Linked DNA regions of Mus musculus: region 2 is linked to region 1. The links are chromatin loops, found by intact Hi-C in ENCODE. Cell type or tissue: left cerebral cortex. All regions are shown on one strand.

Region 1 (8,000 bases):
TTGTAGAAAACTAGAACAGGGGTTGGGTGTAGTTATTTTAAACCTAGGAAAACTAGCAGACATGATAGCTAGAAATTGTGAAGCTTGTCAGGTAAGTACCTATCCCACCAAGGTACCATCAGGAAAAAGGCTAAGGGGTATTTTGGGAAGTTGATTTTACTGAAGTCAGACCAGGAAAATATGGGTATAAGTACCTAAGCCTACCCCGCCAAGAGAGAAACCGCACGAGCGGTCATGAAGAAGATACTAGAGGAGATACTTCCTCGATTTGGTATGCCTAAAACCGTTGGCTCAGATAACGGGCCAGCCTTCATTTGTCAGGTAAGCCAGAGAGTGGGTAAGTTTCTGGGCACAGATTGGAAACTCCATTGTGCATACTGTCCCCAAAGTTCAGGGCAGGTAGAAAAGATAGATTGGACCCTGAAGGAGACCTTAACCAAAGTGTTCTTAGAGACTAGCACAGGCTGGGTGGTGCTCCTTCCCATGGCATTGTTTAGGGCCAGAAATATCCCCTATCATTTCAATTTAAATCCCTTCAAGATCCTATATGGGACCCCCACTTCTTTGGCCCTGGTTCTTGACACACCTCCAGAGTGACTTTTCAGGCTGACAAGGATCTTATGGCTCGATTACAAGCTTTCCAGATCAACCACCAAAAATTGTGGCCTAAACATAGTGCCCTATATAATGTAGGTACCCCAGAGATTCCACACAAGTACCAAGTTGGATATTGGGTATATGTTAAGAGGCATTGTGCTGAAAACTTGGAAGCAAAGTGGAAAGAGCCGTTCCTGGTGATGTTGACCACCGCGACCTCCGTTAAAGTGGATGGAGTAACTGCCTGGTTCACATAACTCACATCAGACTAGCACCTGCACCTGACTCCAGCTGGATAGCAGCCAGACACCTGAGCAATCCCCTCAAGCTCAGAATCACCCACCCTTCTGCAAGGCCAGAGAAACCATGAGGTGGCTATGGTTCCTTCCCACACTGAGTCTCAGCACCACCCACAACCCTACCAAAGTGATTTGACAAGTATTCTCAGCCACTGGGGATGTAGCTTGGTCCACTACAGAGGAATACCCACTTTATATCTGGTAGCTGGACCTTGTCTTTGATCTCTGTAAGTTAGTGGCAGGCCTTAACTCCTGGGATATCCCTACCTAGAGACACAGGGGGAGGGATTATCCAAATGTGGGGGGTGAGGGACTTGCAAATCTAAACCATGTGCCAAAAGTGGCCTTTCAGGGTGGGGCTTAGGGTACAGACACCTTAAGTTGAGGAATGCTCTGCTAGAAACCCCCATATATGTGTGCTCCCAAGATGGGAAAAGCCAACAGCAGGCCCATCAGTGTGGGGCCACCCACTTTTTCTGTGCTACCTGGGGGTGTGAAACATTGGGAAGCACATAGTGGAGACCTAGCTCTTCATGGATCTGATCAGAGAGGAGGAACCATATGGGGGGCGGGCTTAGTAAAAGCCAATGTGAGGGATATCAACAACCCTCAGGGTTTAGCGACCAACCTAAGGGCACTTGGAGAGGAGAAGGCCCCCATCTGTCCTTTACCTGTAACACTGTTGTTATACAGTTTACTCAAAAGGGAAAGGAAGCCTAGGACTGGACCAAAGGAAAAACCTGGGGCCTATGGTTATATAAGGGAGAGTACGATAACAGACTCCTGTTCACCATCTGCATGAAATTAGAAGTTCCCTCCATACAGCTGGGACCTAACCCAGTGCTAGCTCCCAACCAGCCCATTTTGGTCCAACCCACTGCTGCCCATGATATCTGCCTCAGCCCTGGAAGGGGGTTCAGGTGACTGGGCATCCCCTTTGACCATGCTCATAGACACGGCCTTCCAGGTCCTCAATGAAACCAACCCTAATGCCCCCTATTTCTGTTAGCTTTGCTATGCTGTAGCCCCACCATATTATGAAGGAATAGCCTTCAATGGCTCGGTGACCTCATTAACCAATGCCTTACTATGCCAATGGCAGCGAAGACGAAGCTGGCCCTGTAAGCTGTAACAGAGACAGGACTTTGTGTGGGTAAGGTCCCACCAACCCAGCTCCACCAATGTTCACAAATCACAGCCACTAGTGACACTCCCATCTACTATCTGCCCCCTCAATATGAATGGTGGGCTTGTGCCTCAGGATTGGCCCCTTGTGTGCACTACATCCTCAACCAGTTCTCTGATTTCTATACTGGTCAAATTGATCTCAATGCTTATTGACCACCCCTATGGAGATCTTCTAGATAGATGAGACAATACCCTCTATCAAACAAGAAGGGAACACTTCACGGTGCTCACAGTGCCATTGCTCTTGGGGCTGGGAGTGGCTGGAGTGGCTACTGGTACCTCTTTCTTGGTGCTACAAGGTCACCAATACCAGAACCTCAGGGCCACCATAGATCTGGACATTAAGAGGATGGAAACACTGATCTCCCACCTACGGGAGTCTCTGACCTCTCTGTCAGAAGTGGTCCTACAGAATAGAAAAGGGTTAGATTTACTGTTCCTCCAACAGGGAGGATTGTGCACTGCCCTCAATGAAGAATGTTGCTTTTACATAGACCATTCCGGGGTAGTTAAGGATTCCATGGCCAAGGTTAGGGATGGGCTAGCCGAACGAGAGAGAGAGAGAGAGAGAGAGAGAGAGAGAGAGAGAGAGAGGAATCAAAGTTGGTTTGCATCTTGGTTTAGTTCCTCCTCGTGGATGACAACCCTAATCTCCTCTTCCTTGGGTCCCATTTTTATTTTGCTGCTTGAGCTCAGTTTTGGCCCTTGCATTATTAACAAGCTGATTGCCTTTGTAAAAGATAGGATAAGTGCTGTGCAGCTGGTGGTTTTAAGGCAATCCAAAGATCAGGAGAGGAAGAATATGAGCTAGCAGAGTCTTATTACCAGGAAAGAAGAGCTCCGTGATTGGAGCTCAAACAAGAAAGTGGGGGGAAGGATAAGACTAAGCAACTCCTACCCAACCCTGAGATGGCTCCAGGAAAGGGCATTAGGCCCCAAGGGAGAGTTTCATGTCCCAGGCCCAGGACAATTTCCCAAAAATCTGATAAAATAATTCTTAGAAAAAACATAAAATACACTGGCCAAAGGCCACCTGGGCCCTCTGGGGAAGGAAGGTACTCTCCAAGGATGATTGCTGTCACTGCAATCTGCCCCCTAAAGAAATGTCTAAAAGGTGCTTGTAATTTAGAATCAGGATAGCCTCTGGTCTCTTGCTTGAGAGACTGCTGAAGGTCGATCCTGATGAGCCGGAAAAATAAACCTCTTGCTTTTGCATCAATCTGAGTCTCCTTGTCTCACTCGGGGAGTCCTGGCAGGTAAAGACCCTCCCAGGGCTTTACAGAAGCCGGTTCCATGGATGGGGAACTAAAGGGCCAGCGCCAAAATGACATCTCTGCACCTTGGCACATGTTGGGCTTGTAAATACCAAACATCTATTTCTGTGAGCAGGACGTTTGGGATAAGGACTTTTTTGTATTTTTCCTCCTCCAAGCACAGCACCCAGTGCTCTATTCCTCATTCATCTCAAAAACAAACTGATGCTCTAAGGAGCATGCAGGGACCAGAGATCACTTCTGGGCTGGGGGAATCCCTGGTGCACAATGCTCACCTAGCCTGTGTGGGGTCGGTGTGAGATCTGGGAAATCCATCATCAGTACGGCAGCCCTGGGTCCTGCTGAGGACCCTCTGGCTTGCAGACTGACTCCTTTCTCCATGCTGGAATGCCACTCATTCCAGAGCCTTGCCACCACCCTCCCTGTCTTGTAGACCCAGCGACTCATCCCAGAATTGCCCTCACTAACATACTGCAAAGCATGTCCAGAGTCTCTGGGTCTCCCCGACCGTAATACATTCCTCTATACACTCCTAGACACGTTTGATTGCTATTATTATTATTAATGATAAGCATTATCCCTATACCCAAACTGAGCCTAAACTTTAGTAACAGTTTCTCAAGAACCCCTGCAAGGTAGTGGGTTCACCTGTGAGCTCCCTGGAAACAGAGATATAGTTCTCAAACATGGCTATAATTAGTAAAATCTAAACTTAAGTAAGGATCTGCGCTCTGTCACTCTGTCCCACCCCCACTCCTGTCCTTCTATGGTTGCACAAGACCTGGGCTCCCTCTAATGGTCATATTTGGTTGTGAATGCATTTCTCATAACTATCCAGAAGTCTGGTGGGATCCACCTAACAGGACAGAGCCTCTCAGAGCAAAGCTCCTTTGACTTCATGGAAAATAGAGCTTAAAAAGGCAACAAGCATTCCAAATTCCTCTTGATTGATCTTTGGAAAAGAAGATAAATGAAAGTGTGTGTGTGTGTGTGTGTGTGTGTGTGTGTGTGTGTGTGTGTGTGTGACAGGTGTGTACATTAAGGTCAGAAGACAACCTCTGGTATCTCTTTAGGAAGCAGCCACCTTTCTTGAAATAGGAGCACTCACTGACCTGGACCTCTGGACCTCACCTATTGATCTAGGCTAGGCCCTTGAGCATCAGGTATCTCGTCTCCTCTCCTCCAGTCCTGGAATTATTAGAATATACCACCATATCCAGATTTTAAAAGAAAAACAAAATAAAAAACATTCACCCAAGAAATTGAACTCAGCACCACATTATCAACTAATTTCCCAGCATCAAAGTAAAATCTACATCTGAGGGGAAATGCGATTTTAGAACCCTTGTTAGAAAGGCTGAGGTGATGAACTCTTCATACTTGATCCAGAAGAGCAGCCGAGTTACAAATAAACTTTAAGGCCCTAGGACACTCACTAGGAGTTGGAAGAACCACTCATCTAACCCTATGATGCACTGGACCATCAGTCAGATTCCTTTACACAACCCACCCCAGCTCAATTCCAGCCAGGAGGAAAGTAGACAAGTGGCTCATGGGCAAGCTGGAGAGAACCATTCCTCTGTCCTTACTATATTACAGTCTTCACTTCCTACTTGACTGCACAGCTCATGAAAAACAGATGCAAACCATGTGTGATCTGTGCTTGGAATCTCAAACAACAAAACAGCTATTTCTGAAGTCTTGCTTCTGCAGCATTGATTCTGAAGACAATCCAGCAGGTTCAGTTGGTTTATTAGTAAGTTTCTCAGAGACAAAGGGCTGATAGAATGCAGGTATTATAAAGGAGGCTTTACTACAGTGGCTTACACACAGGCATCAGTACTCCAACAATGGCTGTCCTCATGCTAAAGAGCTTGAAGACCCAGTAGCCATTAAGTGCACAAAGCTGGAGGCCTCAGAAGCACTAATTTGGTGATGAAAGCCTCCAAGATTCCTGGCGAGTTTCTGCTCTTCCTTCCCAGCACTGCTTACAGGAAGGCACCACCCACCTTGTCACTCTTCCCTACAGACCCGCCCAGACACATCCCAGATGGATAAAGTTGACAAGCAGAATTAACCTTCATGGTTGTTTTGATTTTTTTTTTCTTGACACAAGATTTTTTTATAGCTCTGCCTGGTTCAAAACTCGCAATCCTCCTGTCTTGACCTCCTATGTGCTTGACCTCCTATGTGATTACAAGCACATGCTACACAGCAAAAAGGACTACTATTTAAAAAGGGACTACACATATGCTCATCTCTGCTTCTTCCTTAAGACTCCCTCCCTCCCCCAGAAGCACAAAGCAAAGCTGGACATAGTGGCTAAATCTAACAGCTTGAGTTGGGTCCTGGCCTGGAGAGAGCACATAGGTCCACATGGTAGGAGAGAGTTAACTTCTACATATGATTCTCTGACCATCACATGAATGCTAAGGCATGCATGCATGTGTATACACACACACACACACACACACACACACACACACACATATATATATGTGTGTGTGTGTATATATATGTGTGTGTGTGTGTACACAAATACATATACACATGTATACAGATACATGCACACGTGTACATACATACATATATACATATATAATAAGTAAATGTAATTTTTGAAATGTGGACATGGGGGTTGCACCCCTATATTCTCAGTACTCAAGAAGTTGGGGCAGAATTGTGAACTTGGAGGCAGGCTGACTTTCATGGCCAGACCCTTTCTGAGAACAAACGACAACAAAAGGCAAGAAACCTGAAGGAAGCTGGTGGCTTTGGAGACAGCTCAGGGCCTGAGTTGGATTCCCAGAACCCATATTTTAAAAGCTATGTGCTATGGCTTTTGCTTGTAACCCCAGTGCCGGCGAGGAAGAGACAGGCATATCACTGGGGTCACCTGTCAGCTAACTTGGGCTAAATGGTGTGAGCTCCAGGTCACTGAGAGACCAGGATAAGAAAGGAAAGAAAGAAAAAAGAATGGAAGTAAAGAAAGAAGGAAAAGGCTCTGGAAAAATCAGTGCACAGATCGTCCTCTGACCTGCACGCACGCGCGCGCACACACACACAAGCATACACGTGCCTGCTTACACAAGATGTGCCAGGAAGATAGCATGATGTCACTGTATGCCGGCAAGATGGAAAACCCATGGAAGTACAGGGGTCACGTGGGAGAGAGCTGAGCTGTGAACACCTACAGAATTGACCTGTGCTCATTTCATAGAGCCTGAGCACATACCTTGCCAAGGCTTGGGACCTACTTGCCTGGTTAAAAGTCTGAAAGCACATGTTAGTGTGTCCTAGGACATCAACATCTAGACAATAGAGAGGAGAGGAAGAACAGAGACCCACATGTGAGCAGTCTGAGAACCTGGCCTGGAAAGAGTACATATCGAATCAGCCTGAGCCCCAACAGCCAGGATTTAATGCAAAGGCTATGCATTCTAGAGACAGAGGTTGGGAAAGGTGCTCCAACTCCATGCAAGAGGAAAGGACTCTTCCAGTGCTAAAACAAGTTGTAGAGCTCAGGTCATCACTATCCCATTCACATTAGTGCTCTGGTATGTGTGTGTGTGTGTGTGTGTGTGTGTGTGTGTGTGTCCATACCCCCTGAGAAACACAGAAACCACCTGTGCTATTAGAGTCCCTCTGTTTAGTATCAGGCTCCTGAGTGGCCTCTAGCCATGCCACAATCTGGCGTTAACCTGCCCCATATTATGGTCCTGCTGAGTCTGCCCATACCATTGTCAGAACACAAACTACTAAATACATCTTAAAGAGACAGGTTCTCACTCTGCAGCCCAGAATGGACTCCCACTCATGATCTTCCTGTCCCAGGACTCCTTTTACAAGACACCATGTAACTACAAGCCAGAACACATCAAGATCTCACGAAGTTTATGAGCCACCTAAATTGCTTGTCACAATGTCTGCTGTTTTGATTTTAGCAAATTAGATGTCTTAACAGTGATACATACCTCTTGCCTCCCATCATCACCCCCCTACTCCCAGGGTGCACTGTCATCTTAAATCTAGACTCTAAAACCAACTGTGTTGAACCAGACATGGTAGTTCACATCCATGATCCCAGTACTCTAGAGGGAGCAGGAAGATCAAGAGTTTGAAGCCATCCTGGCGTTATATAGCAGTATCTTGAAAGGTTGAGTGTGTGCCTCACCTCAGACTACCAGGTGGAAAAACACATCTGAGTAGCCAACAGTCGCCTTTGTCATCACATGCCAGTACCCATTCCCCAGGACACAGCTTGTTTTTGTCTTATTACCTATTCTAAATCTCCATCACTCTTTGCCTTGACTCCTTCGGCAGCCCCAGCTAACTTGTCCTTCGATCTTTCCCTACAGATCAGCTAATGGGTTTTTATAAAATAGTGCTGCTGAAAACAAGAAACCTTTAGATTTGTGGATGATACTGTCTCATTGGAGGCATGGTAGGTACATATGTAGGTAGAGAAAAAGCTAGAGACAGCAATGGCAAACGAGAGGTGAAATAAGATCCATCTGGTTGTCTTGGTTCAAGCAGTGTCCTGTGACCTCTTCCTATTCCTTTCTGTGTCTCCACTGCCCAGCAAGCACCCCCAGAGGAAGCCTGTGCCTAAAATGCAAATCTGCGTTGCTACCTGCAGCTC
Region 2 (8,000 bases), 120 kb before region 1:
TAAGACGTGCCCAGCACACACTGCAGAGGCCTGGATGTCAGATGAAGAATGGCAAGATAAGGGTTGGTAGAGCAGCTGGCACAGACCCTCTTCTCCACGCCAGTGGCACCATCATGGTTCACCTGTCTTCTGCACAGTGCGAAGAAGTCTCAGAACTATCCACAGCAGTTGCCCAACTGAGTTCTGAGTTCTTATATTCACTCAACAAGCTCTAGTTCACTGACTAAAGTCTTCAAGATGTGAGCAAAGACTTGGAAGTTAAGAGCAGCTCCTTCCATATGTACTGGTCGCCATTGTACGGCCAGTTAGGACCAGTGAGCAGCCCTAGACCCAGGGGTCTGCAAAGACTACCAAAGCCACCTTGACCTCGGCAAGCTCTATCAGTTTCTCTAGCCTACATCACTCCTGAAGAACCTACAAGTCATAGGTAGAGCAAGGCCCAGTGAGTAGATAGACAATGCTGTTTCCACTGTGGACTTCAGCGGCCCCGACAGCGCCCCCCATCCTGGGCCTGTGTGAGCTGCTACAGCGGGGCACTGGGTTAGGGGCAACACAGAGTGGTGCTTTTAATCAAGTTTTCATCGACGCTCTTCTTCATCAATAGAGGAAAGGCGACGCGAAAGGGCAGTGATGAACAAGCTCTAGTTTTAGTTGAATTTAAAAGTTCTAATTTTATATCCATCCTCCTATGCACACTACAAAGCACAGAGTGGCCCGTCCCACCTCCACACCAATGGCCACGCCCACTCCAGAGGCAGCGGGGCTGCTGGAGCTCTGGCAGCCATGTAAGTCTCCTACCCCTAACTCCAACTCACCCTGCCTCATACACTAGGAATCTTCCTTCAAAGCTCGATCCTGTGCCCTGATCACCTGTGCCCTGACCCCTCACTGCTCTTGCGAGTGGCGGAACCCCTCCTTCTGCCTCACCCCACAGCAGTCTTTGATGCATAGCCTGGCTTCACTCAGAAAGCCCATCTAATAAAATACTATTTAAGGGTATTCCATGTCCCACTGTTCTGCTGGGTCATACCTGAAAGGCAGACTCTAAATCCTGCATGTTTCTACACTCTGCAGCCAAGCACTGGCAGGCTGCACCCCTGGCTCGGGAAATACCTGAGCGTACCCAAATGGATCACCTTTCATTGACTCAAAAAAAAAAAAAAAAAAAAAGTTTGTAAAGTGGCCTTGATGTACTGTGTAGCAGGGATGGATCAATAAAAGGCTAGGCACCTAGGAGGTGAAACCATCACATGGACAGGCTATGTGACAAGAGTATTCCAAACAGCAGAGAGGGAAGGGTCCCAGGGCCATGCTTGGAGCTGTCAGGTCCTACCTCACCCAAACTCCAGGGCTGTCCTCCCTGGCAGTGTAGTGGCCAAACTGCTCGTTTCATTTAAACGGCTCCACTATCTCTGGTTGTCTTACTTAATAAATACTGTCTTGCTGTAATAAAAACTGTGACCAAAAGCAGGTTGAGGGAGAAAGGTTATTTCAGCCTACAGCTCTCTCACCACACTGAGGGAAGTCAAGGCAGAAATCAGGGCAGGAACCTAGAGGCAGGAACTGAAGCAAAAGCCATGGAGAAGTGCTGTTTACTGGCTTGCTTCTCATGGCTTTCTCAACCTGCTTTCTTATACACCCCAGGACCATCTAGCCAGAGGTAGCACTGTCCGGTGACCTGGGTCCTCCTACACCAATCATTAATGTGACCAGGGCATCTTTTTGGTTAAGGTTCCCTCTTCTCAATGACTCTAGTCAGTGTCAAATTTTCATAAAACTGGCCAGCACCCTGTAGTTATTACATCTCTTTCTCTCTGTCTGTCTCTCTCTTGGTTTATTTTGCCCTCAATGTCACACAATTAAACTGCGCAAAATTAATCACTGACCATGAACACTGACCTCCCAGGACTTCTTTATCCCACACACACATCTTCCCCTTGAAACTCTTGAGCCCTTCAGAAGACAGGGGCATCTGCCTGAGCCTGAGAGTTCACCTAAGAGCCAGCCAGTCTGGTGCTCATAGTTCCCACAGCTGCCTCATCCTGAAGCCACAGACAGCAGGAAGTCACCAGTGAGCAGACAGTATCTATCTCGATGGTAAAGTCTCACAGGTAGAGAGAGGGCCATGCCTCAGAAATCTCCCTATCCCCCAGAGAGCACAGCAAGGCTTGCACACAGCAGAAGCAGACCCTTGCTGGCTGAACCCACTTTTCATGCCTCCCCCCACGATGCCTTCCACACAGCACATCCATCCGGCCCTGCACATCAGGTGCCTCAGAAGCCCATCCAGTCAAGGGACTTTACAGACAGTGATCAGCTCTTCCCTGTCGTCCCTCTGCCTGCACCAGGTGTCCAAGACTTGCTTCTTCAGCACAGGGACATTTATTCTTGGGGACTTGATGCCTGGCATCTGGTTCAGTCCACAGCTAGAAGGCAGAAACTATCATTGGGACCTGGTTTTCCTTTCATCCCAAGAACCAGGAACATAGAAAACTAACTTTGCACCATTACTTCAGCAACTTTCTGCCACCCTGACCAACTCAGCCATACATGGTACAGACTACACACGCCAGGCCTTTCCTAACCAAGCTTACCTCAATTCCAGGTCCCACCAGCCTGCTCATGCAGGAATACCCTCTTCTCTCCAAGGTCTGTTAGAATCTAGGTGCCAAGCAGCTTTCTGTAGCCCCTCCCTCATCCCTCAGGGGACCCATCTTCCTTCCTCCGCTCACCCCTCATCCATGCAGAAGCCCTCTCACCTGCATGCCCCAGGGCAGGTCCAGCTCTCCCCTCCTCCTACATCCAGAAGCCCCTCCTACATCCAGAAGCCCCTCCTACATCCAGAAGCCCCTCCTACATCCAGAAGCCCCTCCTACATCCAGAAGCCCCTCCTACATCCAGAAGCCCCTCCTACATCCAGAAGCCCCTCCTACATCCAGAAGCTATGTGCCCTCACTATGACTCACTGAATGCTGCTGTCAGCCTGTCTGTCAACAGCCTCCCAATCCCAGGTGAGTGAGCATGTGCTTTCTGTAGTAATCTGACCCAGGCCCATATACCCTCAGCTTCCCAGAGGAAGCCCTCTACTCTTGGCTGACACAGCGCTTTGAGCTTCCTTTCGGGGAACATGTAAGTCTCATCTCAAAATCTTGAACAGTCTCATCTGGGGCTACCCACACCTGACACAGGTGTTCCTCCAGGTCCTGCCCCACCTGCTATGCTACTTAGCTGCAATTCACACCCTCACTCAGGTTATAAAAGTTAGGATAAATAGGACCACTCACTCTGCATCATGATCTTGCCCACAACGCTAGCCTTTGGAATTGCACTAAACTATTAGGGCGAAATGAGAGCTTATATGAAGGGGATTGGGTCATTTCTTCATCTTTCATTCATTGCAAGGCTTAGGTTGAGGACGTCTCCTGCCTCCAGGGGCAGTTAATCCCCAGCACACATAACCCTAAGACAGAACTCAAGTATCATTTAAAGGCAAGACAGTGAAACAGCACCCTGTATGTGGAACGCTTGTCTTTACATCCTCCCTGGACCCACTCAGGAAATTATAGGTGACTGTACAATTACTGGAGAGAGGAGTAGGGAGAGCAGTTTTTGGCACGTCTCGCAGCAACAGGCTGAATGTAACTCCAAGCCACAATAATGAGGCGCAGGAGACAAAGGAACTGGAAAGAGGATACTAGGAAAGTCAACAGAGGTACCCAGGTTACACATGGACGAATAATGCTTCAGAATCGCTACATTAGGAGGGGCGTGCGGAAATGCCAGCTGCGTGCGGTGAAATTTCTCAGCAACCAACCTCAGACAATGCCAGCCTAGCCCAGACTGCCCCTGCGCCCCTGGCCTCACCGATGGAGATCTCCTGAGCGAAGGCCAGCGAGATGAGCAGCAGAGGTAGACCCACGGCAATACATGTGACCATCTTGTCCACCGCCAGCTCCAGTCGCAGCCCCTTGAACTTGGGCTCGGTGGGCTCCTTCAGCAAGAAGTCCGAGAACACATACTCCGTGGCCAAGTGGGCGATGGCCATGGTCAAGGCGCACCGGGTGCCGCGGGACGGGCAGCCGAGGGCAGGCGCCGGTGCTGCCGGCAGCCGGGGCGAGACGCCGAATCCGCGCGGTCACCGACCGGGCGCGCGGCTTCCGCTTTCCCTTCCCGGGCTCCCGGGCGGGCCCAGCATTGTACCGCCTTGGCTGTCGCTGCACCTACCCCGCAGGGACCGCACGGGAGCTGCAGCTGCCTGGGACCGCCCCAAGCAACGCAGGGTGCACGAGCCCCGGAGCTCCGGCGGTAGCAATCACTCCCGTGCTAAGCCCCCGCGGGCCCGGCGCGCGCGACACCAGGACTCCCTCCGGCCACTCCGAGCGCGCAGGGGCAACAACGTGCCGGGAACAAAGCTCTTCGCTACAGCTGCCCGCGCCCGCCCTGCGCGCTCGGCTACAGAACCGAGCTCTTCCGGAACCTACGCGGGGAAAACCGGGTTCCCAGGGGCGAGCAGTTTCCGGAAGCGCGCTGACGCGGGCGAGGTGGGCGCGGCTGCACAAGACCCTAGAGCCGTGTGTGTGTGGTTTTGCACTCCTTTCTGCTGACAGCCTCCCTCCCCGGAGCACGAGCTAGCCCCTTTCTAAGCCTTGTCCACCATTGAGAGCGTTGATGCTGAAGATGAACCAATGTCTTGTGCAACTCTGCACGCTAGACAAGCGCTTCAACCACAGCGCCACACTCCAGGGTGCAATCCGGGTTCTGTTCAAAACAAAACAACAACAACAACAACAACAAAAAAAAAAACCTTCAAAAACAACGGGTGTCAGAAAAAGGTCGAGATAATCTTGCGGTGATGACCGAAAGTATATTGTAGAGAGGGCCTGCATCTTTCCAGAGTTCTGTAAGGGGAGGGCATGCCCAGCCCTTTGCCCTTTCCTCTACCTTCCTGTCTAAAGCAGTAGTCATGGTTCCTGAGGCGCCAACTGCTGTGTATGTGGTGTTGGTGAGCTCCTTCTGAATACCTCACCTACAGTAGACAATGAAGCATCCAAGAAATGTTCCAACCATTTACGGCAAACGGCCTTGGAAGGTGAATGTGCCAAGCATAGACGCCTTCCCTGGGCTGTGTACATCAGCGGGGTCTGAGTAGGGTAACTCCAAGGCCCACATACTGGACCTCTAAAGACCATCAGAGACCTTCGCAGTCCTGTGCTGACAATGCTTCACACAATCCTTTCTCAGACCTCAACTACTGTCTTCTACCTTTCCCAAACCATTGTTGTTGGTGCTGGCACCCAAAGTAGAAGCCGGGTACTCCATTTTTAGAGTTTCCATCACTCTTGACAGCTGTGCCAACCAATTCTGAATTGATGTGCTTCTCTTTTCTAAATATGGCAGACTTGACCGTTCCCCACCTGCACAGCCAGCAACCAGCACCCAATTTACCCACCCATCCCTAACTGCTTACAGGAAGGCATCCTCCAGACCCTCCTAATCTTTCTCCAGATGGCTATGGAGTGCTGGGAGATAAAAGTGGTACTTGCATGCTTTAATTAATTTTACTCAGACGGTCCTAAGTGAATCTCTTTCACCTTGAGTGGTTTTTAAGTGACCCAGTTCCCACTCCTGTCTGTTCCTCGAAAGGCATGTGGCATGGGATTGAGGTGACACTGGGTTTCACAGCCTGAGGGGACGAGTCTGTTTGGGGCAGGCAGAACTGTCCTGAGTATTTTCTAGGAACCAGTAAGTCACACACGCAGTTTCTCTTCTCTTTCTGCCAAGATCAACTCATCCAAGAGGAGAAATGGCCCCTTTGAGAAGCCTCGCATGACCCCTCCCCTAGTTGGGATGAGTCAGGCACTCTCTTGGTGCCCCCAGTTCTCTAACACCCAGCTCACTCTGGGCCGGGCCGGTGATAGTGGGTTGCGTATCTGTTCAGTGATCACACATGGACTTCTGAGGCTCTCGGTTGGGTCTCGCAGTAGTTTTATAAACTTCCCCCACCCTGGCAGTTTTGTTCGTTCATTAAAACATCAGTCAAAGACTGATGAGCTTAAGAGAGAATAAAGAGAAGCTGTTGGGAACTGGGAAGAAGAGACGCCTGGCACTGGTGTGGGGTCAATGATGGAAGGTGGGGCCGGAGCATAGTCTGAACTTGTAGGGAGTGGCAGAGGGAAGTGCTGTACAGAGTTGGGCTTTAAAGCCCTTGCTCTTCAACAGTGTGTGGAGGGGCGTGGAAGGAGAGCTGAAGCAATGAGGCTTCCAAGGTGTGCAGGAGAAGTAAAGAAAGCCTCCGACCGATGGTAGAAACAAATGGGTACAAGAGCTGGGTATGAGAGCTGAGGGAACCATTTTCCTTACTCAAAAAAAATCAGACAAAAAAAAAAAAAATCTCTGGCTTGAGCCAACATTCCTGGGAGGAAAACAGAAGGTAAAAGCCATGAGCCCAGTGCCTAAGTTCGTTTCTTAAGCCTCGGTCTGTCACCCAAATAAGGATGGTTCGATAGGGTCCCCTCAGATTGTTCTTAGAATCCAACGGAATACCAGAGGAGTGTAGTGACACACATTGGCAGTCCCAGCACTTGAGAGGTAAAGACAGGAGGCCCAGAGCTCAAGGTCACTTATGGCTACACACTGAATTTTGGGCATCCTGGGCTACATAAGACTATCAAATAAGGGTGTGTTATTTTATTAACAACATTTCCTGAATTGTACACCATTCCCATTAATAATCTCAGGACTCTAACACGTCAAGTGAAAGCATGGCCAAAGTGTTTTACTTTATTTTTCAAAATAGACCCTAGGTTTTAGTGTAAAGTTTGTCTCTGTGTGGAAAGCAGAGGTCTATGTGAGCAATATTCCTCTATCACTCCCCAGCTTATTTTATTTTACTTTCTCTCTCTTTCTTTCTTTCTTTCTTTCTTTCTTTCTTTCTTTCTTTCTTTTTTTTTCGAGACAGGGTTTCTCTGTGTAGCCCTGGCTGTCCTGGAACTTACTCTGTAGACCAGGCTGGCCTCGAACTCAGAAATCCGCCTGCCTCTGCCTCCCAAGTACTAGGGTTAAAGGCATGTGCCACCACACCCGGCTTTATTTTACTTTCTTTTCTTTTCTTTTATTTCATTTTTGAGACAAGGTCTCTTGCTCTCTGAAGCTGGAGCTCATTAGCTCGGGGAGCAAGACAAGCTAGCCAGCGAGTGGCAGGTTCCCCCTTGCCCCTATCTCCCCAGCTGCCCTCACGGCCACGTGACATACCCGGCTCCTTTCATTGCTGCACACAGGCCCTCATATTTGTATGACAATCCTTTTGCCAATGAACCATCTCCCTAACTCCAGATTTCAATTTGATTTTAGTTTGTTTTCAGATTTTCAGAAAATGTGGGCAAATAAATGATTCAGAGTTCTCATATACCCACACTCCTCTATTCAAGTTCTTCAGTGCCATCTTGCAATAGAATTGTGCATTGGTTCCAATAATGAACCACTACAGAAATATTTGTGCATGTGGTGGGGGGCACATTTCTCATGTCCTCTGTTTTTATTTATTTTTTTATGACATTGCCTTCTGATAATTATAAGGAGCATTGGGGACATCAAGTCTTCCCTGCCCCGATCCCTTCTTGGCTACAGAGTGATCCATGGGGGGGGGGGGGTTGCTCTTACAGCCAGCCTCCCCAAACTTGGTTTTGCTTGCTTGCCATGCTTGCCATCTGATTTCAAGATCTTTAGCAATGAGAACAGTCAAAGCCAAAATAGTCAAGCTCACCAGACTGGCTGCGCTGTGTGAATGTTCAAGTACTCGCTGGCGTACTATTTGCTGAGCGACTGCCCTGCACTGTATGATGTCTGCACTGTATGATGTCTGCACTGTAGGTGCAGCAGCGAGCAGTACGGGTCAGAAGGTCTCACTTCCAGGGAACCTTCACGCCAGCCAAGATGCAGACAAAACTCGAGCTAACAGACAGAAATTACATGCTTTGATTCGTGCTACAAAGGAGAAGACG

Evidence for each region. Hi-C counts contacts between places; a loop is a spot of excess contacts. Peaks named below come from ENCODE experiments on the same cell type or tissue, not always from the same donor. Only the 100,000 strongest peaks of a DNase experiment are listed, where the experiment ranks them.
Region 2: a loop joins it to region 1, with 2.2 times the contacts of the local background. A loop is called at or near these places in 8 of 42 quality-filtered maps.

What each region holds. Positions count from the first base shown.
Region 1 is chr9:15,165,768-15,173,767 of GRCm38, forward strand. No RefSeq gene overlaps it. Among named protein-coding and RNA genes, the nearest start is that of Hephl1, 58 kb to the left of the region's middle. In left cerebral cortex, a CTCF peak has its summit at 4,155 (motif pointing left); a DNase peak (open chromatin) is centred at 4,153.
Region 2 is chr9:15,040,993-15,048,992 of GRCm38, forward strand. Panx1 (pannexin 1) reads right to left here and starts at 4,486. Exons shown (of 5, transcript NM_019482.2): 1 at 3,865-4,486. The coding sequence starts at 4,045. In left cerebral cortex, no CTCF peak of the experiment used is centred here; DNase peaks (open chromatin) are centred at 3,594 and 4,461; H3K4me3 peaks cover 1,574 bases; H3K27ac peaks cover 1,324 bases.